4 separate regions of the Mus musculus genome follow, and regions 1, 2 and 3 are each linked to region 4. A link is a loop called in an ENCODE intact Hi-C map of the cell type or tissue named here. Cell type or tissue: heart. All regions are shown on one strand. Region 1 has its middle 20 kb from the start of Gm39458. Region 2 overlaps Ulk4 (unc-51-like kinase 4). Region 3 overlaps Ctnnb1 (catenin (cadherin associated protein), beta 1). Region 4 has its middle 57 kb from the start of Gm39459.

Region 1 (2,500 bases), 82 kb after region 4:
ACTTAATTCAATGGCCACATTGGGGAAGGGTACAGAGGCACAATTTGGTCATCTCAGTTTACCCTCAGGGCCCTAATGTAATGTTTAGGTTTCAGTAGAGGGCAGGAAACATGAATAACTAGGCAGTCCTGGGCAAGGAATGCTGTCTTGGTCTCTCAGCTCCACTCTGTCCTGTGTGCTGCTGGTCTGACAGGATGGCAGACTCCTGTGAGAGCCCCTCCTGGGAAACAAGCACCTCCAGGGAGACTACACCAGGTTTAGCCATTCCTGTACTGGCTGGTTTTGTGTGTCAACTTGACACAGGCTGGAGTTATCACAGAGAAAGGAGCTTCAGTTGAGGAAATGCCTCCATCGAGATCCAACTGTAAGGCATTTTCTCAATTAGTGACCAAGGGTGGAAGGGCCCATTGTGGGTGGTGCCATCCCTGGGCTGGTAGTGTTGGGTTCTATAAAAAAGGGAGCTGAGCAAGCCAGGGGAAGCAAGCCAGTAAAGAACATCCCTCCATGGCCTCTGCATCAGCTCCTGCTTCCTGACCTGCTTGAGTTCCAGTCCTGACTTCCTTTGGTGGTGAACAGCTATGTGGAAATGTAAGCTGAATAAACTCTTTCCTCCCCAACTTGCTTCTTGGTCATGATGTTTGTGCAGGAATAGAACCCTGGCTAAGACATCTCCACACAGGTTTCCTGGGGGACTTCCAACTTTTGGAGGGCACTGTGATGGCTAATGTCGAATGCCAACTTGATGCGACTTAGACTTACCAATGAGGTGAGCCTCTGCGTGCGTCTGTGTGGGTTGTCTCGATTATCTTGATCAGGACACCTGCCCACTATGAGGATGGAGACTTGGCGTGAAGGAAAGGAGGAAGACAAGTTCAACATTCACTGCTCTGGACTTCCTTACCGCGGATGTCATGTGAACAGCTGCCCCAGGCCTGCCGCCGTGAGCTTCCTGACGGGATGGGCTTCCTGTTGAACTCTGGTCAGAACAAGTCCTTTCTCCCTCCAATTGCTTTTCCTGCATATGCTCCAACAGCAGGAACAGTAACTACTGCAACTTATTCAAGTTGCTGGGACTGGAGAGGTGGCTCACACAGTAAGAGCACTGGGTGCTGATAGACCTGAGTTCAACTCCCAGCACCCACATGGCAGCTCACAATTGTCTGTAACTATAGCAACAGGGGATCTGATGTCCTCTTCTGACCTCCACGGGTACCAGGTACACGGTACACAGACATACTCGCATGCAAACACCCATACACATAAAGTAAGAGTAAAAGACCTTTAAGACAACAACAAAAAGAAATTGTTACAGACACTGAGGTATATTTTCTTCCACATCACCTTTAATAATCCCATTGTTCTAGCTGGAGCATTCTTTCCCAAACTAAAGACTACATTTCCCAGCTCCCTTTGCAGCTCCTTCTGAATGTGTTTGTAAATTCTGGGTAAGAGAATATCAGATCAGTTAACCCATGAGATTTGGGTCAAAGGTCTCCAACATCAGGCTTTTCCTTTTGTCTCCCACTTTTTTTTTTTTTTTTTAAATTGGGAATGGGTTTATTTCGGCTCACAGTTCAAGGCTACAATTCCTCACTGCAGAAGTCACAATGGAGCGCATTGAAGCAGCTGGTCATATTTGCATCTGTAACCAGATGTCCTGGTTGGCTTTTTGTTGCTATGAAAAAGACCATAATCAAAAGCAGCTTGGGGAGGGAAGGGCTTGTTTGGCCTTCATGTCCCAATCATAGTCCATCCTTGAGGGAAGCCAGGGCAGGAACCTTTATGGGTCAGGCTGTCTGGGTGCAGAACCTTCCACTGTCTTTATTAGTGTACAAACTTTGGCCCCTTAATTTTACCCCTTTTTGTGGGAGTGGGGATGTCATGACACCTGCCCACAACTGGATCCAAGTGTTCTGGGACCTGGAGCTTAAAAGTGGGAAGAAAGTCTTCAAGACAAGCCTAAGGGCTATTGAAGGCTTCTGAACAAGAAAGCCCAGTCCTCAAGGGTCTGCCCCCCACCTTTTGATTCTTTGGATGTCTACATGATGACAGGGCTTTGATCATCATCTTGGGTCATAAGGACAAGTTCCAGACTTGAAAACATAAAACAGTGGAACGGGTGACCCAGGGGGAGCCTTGTCCTTGGTGGCTTTTCTAGCTGCCATACTGGACTGCATACTTGTGAGAGTCTCCTACATTTGTAAAAGATAATTTCTATGTGATTTAAATCACCCCCCCCCACCAGCTCCAGGGAAGGGAAGGAGGCAGGAAGACACTCCTCTCTGCTCTAATACATCATCCTACCCCACGTGAGAAGATGGGCAGCTTATTATTTTAGCTGTATAACCGTTAAAAGAAAATGCTTATTCTTACAGCCTCTTTGATTGAGACGAAGTACCTCATTAATGCTTGATCCATCTGCCAAGGGAGGAAAGGAAGGCACTGAGCCAGCTGCCTTGGAACAGCAGCCCGAGGGCCACATGGGATGCCCTTCCAGGGA
Region 2 (2,500 bases), 280 kb before region 4:
ACGCTCCTAGGGTCGTGTGCAGCACATGCTCTTCTGAATGCCCGCAGTAACTTTCTGGTGCTGCCTTCAGGCTTCGGCACACTCCGCGTTTGCATCAGCTCCCACAGTAAGACAACTGGCAATCAGTGCTTTTAATGACTACTGATCTGGTGGGGCTCAGTTTCTGCTCGAAGTCTGCAGTGCCCCCATTTTTCTACTTTCCTCCCCTAACTGCAGCTTCCGACTCTTCTTAGCTCTGCTATTTATGGATGAAGATTCAGCTCAGGAAGCTGCAGTTTGGATTTGTTGTTCTTCATGTTGTTGTTGTTGTTTTGTTGTTTTTGTTGTTGGCTGTAGCATTAGGAAGGAGCACACAAACTCAAAATACACAAAATTCAAGGCATTAAATTTGACAATGTGGAAAATAGATGAAAATAATAGAAAAATATAAATTGCCAAATTTGGCTTCAAAGTAAGTAAATATCAAACTCCAGAAGGCCGGTCTGTGAACGGCACCTACTCCATCTAGATCATGTGGCTTGTGATATAAGGATCTTTATCTACTGAGCCCTCTCACAGGTCCCAGTCAAAACAGTTTGAAAAGTTAAATGTTGGTTTCTCGGTACACAATCACCCTGTCTGTGTTCTAGAGGTCCTTTTTTCTTAGAAATCACCTTTCTAAGGACGGTCTGTGATAGGAAACAGAGTATGATTTTCCCTGGCTGAGGAACAGAGAGGTGAGAAGCAGTTAGAGCCGCTGCGCTTCAGAAGAGTTAAACACTAGCATCCCCTGAGTCACGACTCAGGAAACACGACTGTATGACCTTGGTGTGTCAGGGGGGCTCTGGTGCTCAGGTTCCTGAGACACCTGAGGAGGAGAGTCTTCCTGGAGGAGGGGAAGCAGAGAGCAAGATTAGGGGAGATAAAGGGCAGTGACCCTAAGAACTGTGCCACCCCCCTCACACCTCTTACTTGATCTGGCCCAGCCCTGTCTCCTACAGGGTGCACACTCCTGCAATAGCACCACCTACTGGGGACTAAGTGTTCAACACAGGAGCCCTTGGGGACAGATTCCAATGGGGCATTTTGCATTGTAAGTGCTGATGTTCAAATATTGCCATGTGGTTTACAAATGAATCCTAGATACTAAAGAGACAGGCACCCCCTGTGTAGCCCTGGTGATCCAGAACACAGAGCCAGTGGCAAGGCTCCCAGCTCATTGTGCTAAAGTGATAGCGAGTTTCCTAGCCTACTTACAAACGTCTCTCAACTGACGACCATTTGCATTTAGGATGAAGATGAGAAAACTTTAAAAAGAAAATCTAACCCAACAGAATAGTGAGGGACCAGTGTCAACAGGGAAGGAAAGTTTAATCCAAGAGCTCAAGAGTAACGTAAGCCCTGTGATCATGAGCTAGGATTTTGTGGAAATGAGAGAGAATAGAAATAAGATCAAAGTCGATGCCACTCTTCATTTTCCTTAACAACAACAACCACCAGCATATGTTTTCTCTGTTTTATATCCATGGGTGGTTTGCCTGATGTTTGTCTAAGTCTTTCTTCTGATACACATCTGCAGCCTGTGGGTGAGGCTGGGGACGTTTTCACATGGTTTGTCAAGAGTGTCACAGCACCTAAGGCCTCTGTAGACTGTCCTTCAAATTCTACATAGTAAGGACCAGGCTTCCTGAATTGTGTATGTGTGTTGTAGTGGCCTGTGTCAATCTCACACCCCTGACCTACACCGTACCACATTCTTCCCTAAGGATCCGGAGCTGAGAAGAAGCCAGAAGGTCCCACAGAGCAAAGCATTCCTCATTCCTGCCCCTTGTGGTGACACGCTGTTGAGGACCCATGACAATAACTGTGACATGTGACACTATGATAGGAAGGAAGGGTTTGTTTTGTTCACAGTTTGAGGGTGGAATTTGTCATGACAGGGAGCAGCGTAGTCACACTGTAGTAGAGCAATGGATGCTGTCGATGCCGACAGATGCCCATGGACGCCTTTTTGTTCCACTCGCCTCCTTTTTATTCAGCTCAGGACCCCAGCCTAGTTGGTCGGTCCGAGGATCCTGGCCTGTCCAGTCCCCAGTGCGCCTTCAGGAATGCCGGCCTCTGTTCGTGCTTTCTCTGCCAGGCCGGAAGGATGTCACGTCTGGACAAATCCTTTCCCTTTCTTCCTGGTGATGAGTTTCAGGGATGCAAGCTAATTGCAGTCTCTTTCCTTACCACTTCCCTGTTAGGACCCTGTCCTTCCTGCTCCTCCCAGCATCCCTCACTTCCTTTGCAGGCTGTGTTCCTGAGGATGTGTGTCTGGGCTCTGTCTCCTCCTCTTCCTTTCTGTGTCAACCTGGGTGGAGCCAGTGAGTGTTCTATTGTCTGTGCCATTCTGGAAAGTGTTCAAAGGACTAATTAGAAGCCAGTAATTGTGTCATTTCAAGAGAGGATACAGAGATCAGTTGACAGGCAGCTTAAGAAGTGCATGTCACCCAGACGTGAGGACCGTGGGTTATAGCCT
Region 3 (2,500 bases), 160 kb before region 4:
CTGCCTACTAGTGGGGTTTTTGTAGTCTCCCGTATTTGAAGGGAGCATTGTCAGTTCAGATGAGTAGAGGGGCAGACCGTGAGACACAAGGAACTACAGGCAACTAAGAAATGCTGAGAGTCTTCCCTAGAAAATAGTACAATTGTTATCCAATACCAAATGGTCAGCTCTAAAAACATATAAACCAAATAGGTTGTAGTTAGAGGTGTGGGTGTGTGCGCGCGTGTGTGCCACACACGCGCACATACGTAACAATGATTTACAAGAGGCCATGAATTTGAATGAGAGCAAGGGTATATGGGCAGGTCCGGAGGAATGGAAGGGGAAATGATACAATTATTTTAAAAAATAAGAGAAGTAATTCTTAAAGTCACATTCAAATGTGACAATGCTCCCTTAAAGCAAGAAATTTCTATTCATGTTTCCATGAGTTCTGAAGGCTAAATGGATCGCCATCTCTACATTTGATTTTAGCTTGTTTCTGAAAAGCAGAATCCAAAAACAAAATTTAAACTCTCAAGAATCCTTCATAAACTGACCATTTCACTTCAAAAACTAATTCAGAATATGCTTCACTCTATTATCCTGGCTGATTTGAAATGGTATTTTCAGAAGGGACTGAACGTCACTACAGGGGTGGAAATGAAGGTCTATAAGAACGAAAGCACTCTGAGTGTGCAGCAGAAAACCTTCCCACTACCAGTACTGCTCTGACTTCACCCGAGGGAAATACACTTGTGTTTTACAGTGACAGATCTTCACTGGGAACTTAAGAATTTCACCTCTATTCGTCATCCTTTACTCCGAGAAGCCTGAGCATTTGGTGTCTCACACTGTAAGCAGATGTGCCCTAGACCACCTGTTCTCTCACAGACGCTCCTACCCTCCCAGGCCAGTCTTTTAACTGTACTGAGTACTGTACGACTGGTTCTCCTTACAGAGTAACCAGGATCCATTCCACACAAACTTGCAGAGATCGAGGAAAAGTGACCTGTGTTCTGTCCACCGGAGGGCGCTCGGCATGACTAGAGCACTGCCGTCTCAATTGAAACTGGGAAATGTGTCTTAAGAGACACAACTAAGTCCTAGCAGGACTGCCTACTTCCTTTAAAGGCCTTCTCCCCATGGAAGATTAGATGCTTTCTTCCAGAATTATACCCCAGCAGAAAAATCAGGGTTCTTAGTCAAGGGAAGCTTGATTTTACATTAAATACAAAGGAAGATTTCTTAGGTAAACAGAGGAAAAAAAGACCTTTCTCCGGAAAGTTCTGATTCACTTTCAATTGACACAAAACACTTTTCCTTTTATAAAACTTGTAGCTAACCTAGGAACCACACCATGACCGGTGTTGCTGAAGAGCAAGCATCGCAGGGCTGCCTAACATTCCTCAAGCTGCGTCCTCTCAGGACAGAGGCTGCCTCCACAGGCCTCAGAACTGTAGCTGCTCATCTACTTTACTCTCTGTGGCATGAAGATGTCTTCAGTGAGATTGTTTTAAATAAAAAGGAGTTGACAGGGGCCACAAAACAACAAAAGAAAATGGAGTTAAAATGTTTGTACGTTTGCAAGGTTTTTACGAGTTTGTGAACACCGTTTCAGGAGTTTGTCCCTCGGGTTTGCTTCTGGCCAAGGACACTAAAAATTTACCACTAGGTGATGGGCAGAGACCACGACCTGGCCTCACCTCACCTCACCTCAGCACTGATATTTCAGTTGACTCCATCTACTTTCACTGTCCACTTCCTGCTTAGAAGTACAGCAACAAACGACTGTAAATATACCACTCCACTCCACTCGCCACCTGCAGTGTGCACAGGCTCTTGTCCATGCTCTGCCCTGAGTTTATTTGCAAAAGGGCTCCACCAGTTTTCCTGAGCACACATTTCAAAATACACTCCGACTAAGAAAGTTCCCCATCCTCCACCTTGGCGGTGGGATTCTGGGATTCTGAGACTCGTGAGCTAAGGCTTCACTCACAGTCTCTAGTCCCATCGTCACTACAGCAGTAGATACTTCCCTTCAAGCTGGAGACATAGATACCCAATATACAGTCTCTAAACTAGTGTTCTCAATCTGGGGGTTCAACAACCCTTTCACAGGGGTCACCTAAGACCGTGGGAAAACATTTACATTATGGTTCACAACAGTAGCAAAGTCAGTTGTGAAGTAGCAAGGAAAGTTTTACGGTTGGGGTCACCATAACAGTTGAGAAACTATTTTAACAGGTCACAACATCAGGAAGACTGACTGAGAAGCACTGCTCTAGACTATGAGAAATGATCACATGACAGTTAAACTCTATTTCTTCACGCCTGCATTCGATTAAATGTTTCCCTATCTGAAGATAGTCTTTTTACAGACTGTGAGGCCCAGGACTCTGTCCCAGGCAAGCTAAGCTTTCCAGATAGCCTGCTTCCTTAATTAAGGACTTCAGCCTGGGAGGGTTTGTTGTAGAGAAACATCTGCAAGTTTCCAACTTCCTTGCCACCACTAAAGGCC
Region 4 (2,500 bases):
GCTAATGACAATCTTCTGGTACAGTGCTGGTGGGAATGTGTGCCCGGCTGCCTGACCACATTTCAGACATTCCCCAGGGAGCAAAGCTCCTGCAACTGGGCAGTAACACAAACATCAGCTCATTTAACACATTTCCTGCGCACACAACAGCCAGCTTCAAATTGTGGGTGGGAAAGGAAGGTGTAGACAATTGGAGGAAAACAGAGAGGCATGAGGCTGGGAGGAATCCCACAGTAGAATAGCCTAATTATAGTCTCCTCTCCAGGCCTGAGAATCCAGTGAGGCAGGAAGTTAGAGATGCCAGACTGGTTGTAGGGAAGAACAGTGCACCCCTGTAGCAAGGTTCCCTAATGTGACCCCACTGAGGCTCCATTAACTCTGGAATCTCAGTGGTGCCAGAGATTCTGAGTTAGGCAGATTGCACTGGGTCGCCTAGCCTGAGGGACGTGACAGACCACCGCCTACCTACCCTACCGCTAAGCTCAGGCCCCTGGGTTCCATGGTGGGGTTAAGTGATGTGTTGCCACACACAGCATCTTAGGCAAACCCCGAGGATGCACCTGGTCCTCACGCTCCACTCGGGCAGCAAGCACCTTAGGACCTGACTCCTCTGCCCAGTCCCTCCCACTTGTTTTACATGGTGAGTGTCCTGAGACCACGCTTGAGAGAAGTGGAGACCAAGCAGCTGCTTTGGGCTATGAGGAGGTCTAGGGTTGTGGCAGTTTGTTCCTGTGGACACTTCATGTCATCATACTCTCCAGGAAATGCAGCAGACATTTCCATTTCTGTCCCTTGGCTCCTGAGGTGGAATACACCAGTGACACTCTGTCACTGACATGGATGAGGGTTGGTAAGACAGGCGCTGGCAAAGGGGGAAAGGACGCAAAAGGCAGGAGGGGAAGAGACGTGGTATCAGAACAATCATGGTTTGGTTGGTTGGTTGGTTTTTTTAATCCCAATACTGAAGAAAAACAAAAACAAAAAAAGCAGCGGGCTAGCTTCCTCTCACTGCTCTCCCTGCATCCTCTGTTAGGCCAGCCCTGCTCTGGAAAGGATGTGGCCAGTCCTCCAGTCGTCCTCGCCTACGCCTTCAGGTTGATGTAAGAATAGCTGTGCCGAGTCTGGACTCTGATCCCAGAGCTCCTCCTTTCCCGTGTAAGCCTTCTTGGAACGCTTTAGGGAGGACCTTTGCAGTCGGCCCAGAGGGCACCGGCTTCTGGCCTCCTGCTCCTGCTCCTGCTCCTGCTCCTGCTCCTGCTCCTGCTCCTGCTCCTGCTCCTCCTGCTCCTCCTGCTCCTCCTGCTCCTCCTGCTCCTGCTCCTCCTGCTCCTGCTCCTGCTCCTGCTCCTGCTCCTGCTCCTGCTCCTGCTCCTGCTCCTCCTCCTCCTCCTCCTCCTCCTCCTCCTCCTCCTCCTCCTGCTCCTCCCTTGGCCTGAAATAGAGAAGTTTCTGAAAGAGGACCGTTTGGACTGCGAGGTTGGCGGGATGCAGTGAGGCACGCACTGGCGGGACAAGTCTAAAACACTCCTTGCTGTGTTTGGCACTGCTCTCCAGGGTCATTTTGAGCACTCACCTCACAATACAGCGGCTACCTCCCTTTCTCTGTGGGTTATCAAAGCTGGTAGCCTTTAGCCCAGACCTGGTTTGTTTGTTTTTAAACAAAATAAACAACAAAACACATCTTGAAGGGCTTGCAAAGGTAAATGCTGTACTATATGATTTAAAAAAAAAAGAAAAAAGAAAAAAAAGAATAGCTGTGCCCACTCAGGGCACGAGTGTCTGGGGTTTACAGTTTGTCTGCCCTTTTGGCCCGAGTGCCCAGGCTGGAAGCCGCCTGCATGTCTGTGTGTCTGCTGCTCTTGGTTTCTCTAGCTTTTCTCTGGCCTAGTTTCCTGTTCACCTCTGTCTGGAGCTGACTAGCAGGCTTGACTCACAGGAAACCACAGCCAAGTCACCTGGTGGTCTGAGTCACTCTCCCTTGGAGTATCTCAAACAATAATAAAAGTCAAAATGCCCAAGTAAGTAGTGAGTTTTGCAATAGACTGAGTTAAGTATCTCTGTGCATGGTTGTTCTGGGAATTCCCATGTGTGTCAGGTGACTTATCTTTGGCAACTGTGACACAAGCCAGTTGCTTTATCTCCTGGCAACCACCTCCTCTCCCCACTTCCCCTTTCCCTCCCTCCTTTGTTTCTACAAATATTTGCTGCTTCCAGACAGGACCTTCGACCCCGTGAATAAACTAAACATATAGTTCTGTCCTGTGCAAGTTCCTCTGCACAGAAAGGCACAGCAAACACACAAACAAGCAGGGCAAGTTTAGGGGCACTGGTAACCCAGGGTAGTACTGAACCTGGCTGAGGGGGTGTCTTGCTGGCCTGTGAGCCAGGTGAGACCCACAGAAAAAAAGATTCCAGTGAGGTGAGGTGATGATTTGTAGTCATCTGCAATGTTCCCTGTGTGTGTACACGTGTCTGTCTGTCTGTCTGTCTGTATCTGTCT

The links. A loop is a pair of places that touch in the nucleus more often than their neighbours do. Peaks named below come from ENCODE experiments on the same cell type or tissue, not always from the same donor. Only the 100,000 strongest peaks of a DNase experiment are listed, where the experiment ranks them.
Region 1: it touches region 4 in a loop (3-fold over the local background); 6 of 42 quality-filtered maps call a loop at or near these places.
Region 2: it touches region 4 in a loop (5-fold over the local background); 4 of 42 quality-filtered maps call a loop at or near these places.
Region 3: a loop joins it to region 4, with 7 times the contacts of the local background. A loop is called at or near these places in 15 of 42 quality-filtered maps.

The regions. Positions count from the first base shown.
Region 1 is chr9:120,694,606-120,697,105 of GRCm38, reverse strand. No RefSeq gene overlaps it. Among named protein-coding and RNA genes, the nearest start is that of Gm39458, 20 kb to the right of the region's middle. In heart, no CTCF peak of the experiment used is centred here; a DNase peak (open chromatin) is centred at 945.
Region 2 is chr9:121,058,057-121,060,556 of GRCm38, reverse strand. The region is part of intron 34 of Ulk4 (unc-51-like kinase 4); the gene reads left to right. Among named protein-coding and RNA genes, the nearest start is that of Gm34945, 82 kb to the right of the region's middle. In heart, CTCF peaks have their summits at 1,016 (motif pointing left) and 1,824; a DNase peak (open chromatin) is centred at 2,216.
Region 3 is chr9:120,935,048-120,937,547 of GRCm38, reverse strand. All of the region lies in intron 1 of Ctnnb1 (catenin (cadherin associated protein), beta 1), which reads right to left. Among named protein-coding and RNA genes, the nearest start is that of Ctnnb1, 2.9 kb to the right of the region's middle. In heart, a CTCF peak has its summit at 1,002 (motif pointing right); DNase peaks (open chromatin) are centred at 1,007 and 2,497; H3K4me3 peaks cover 1,979 bases; H3K27ac peaks cover 656 bases.
Region 4 is chr9:120,776,286-120,778,785 of GRCm38, reverse strand. No RefSeq gene overlaps it. Among named protein-coding and RNA genes, the nearest start is that of Gm39459, 57 kb to the left of the region's middle. In heart, CTCF peaks have their summits at 1,097 and 1,954; DNase peaks (open chromatin) are centred at 165, 1,095 and 2,085; H3K27ac peaks cover 2,434 bases.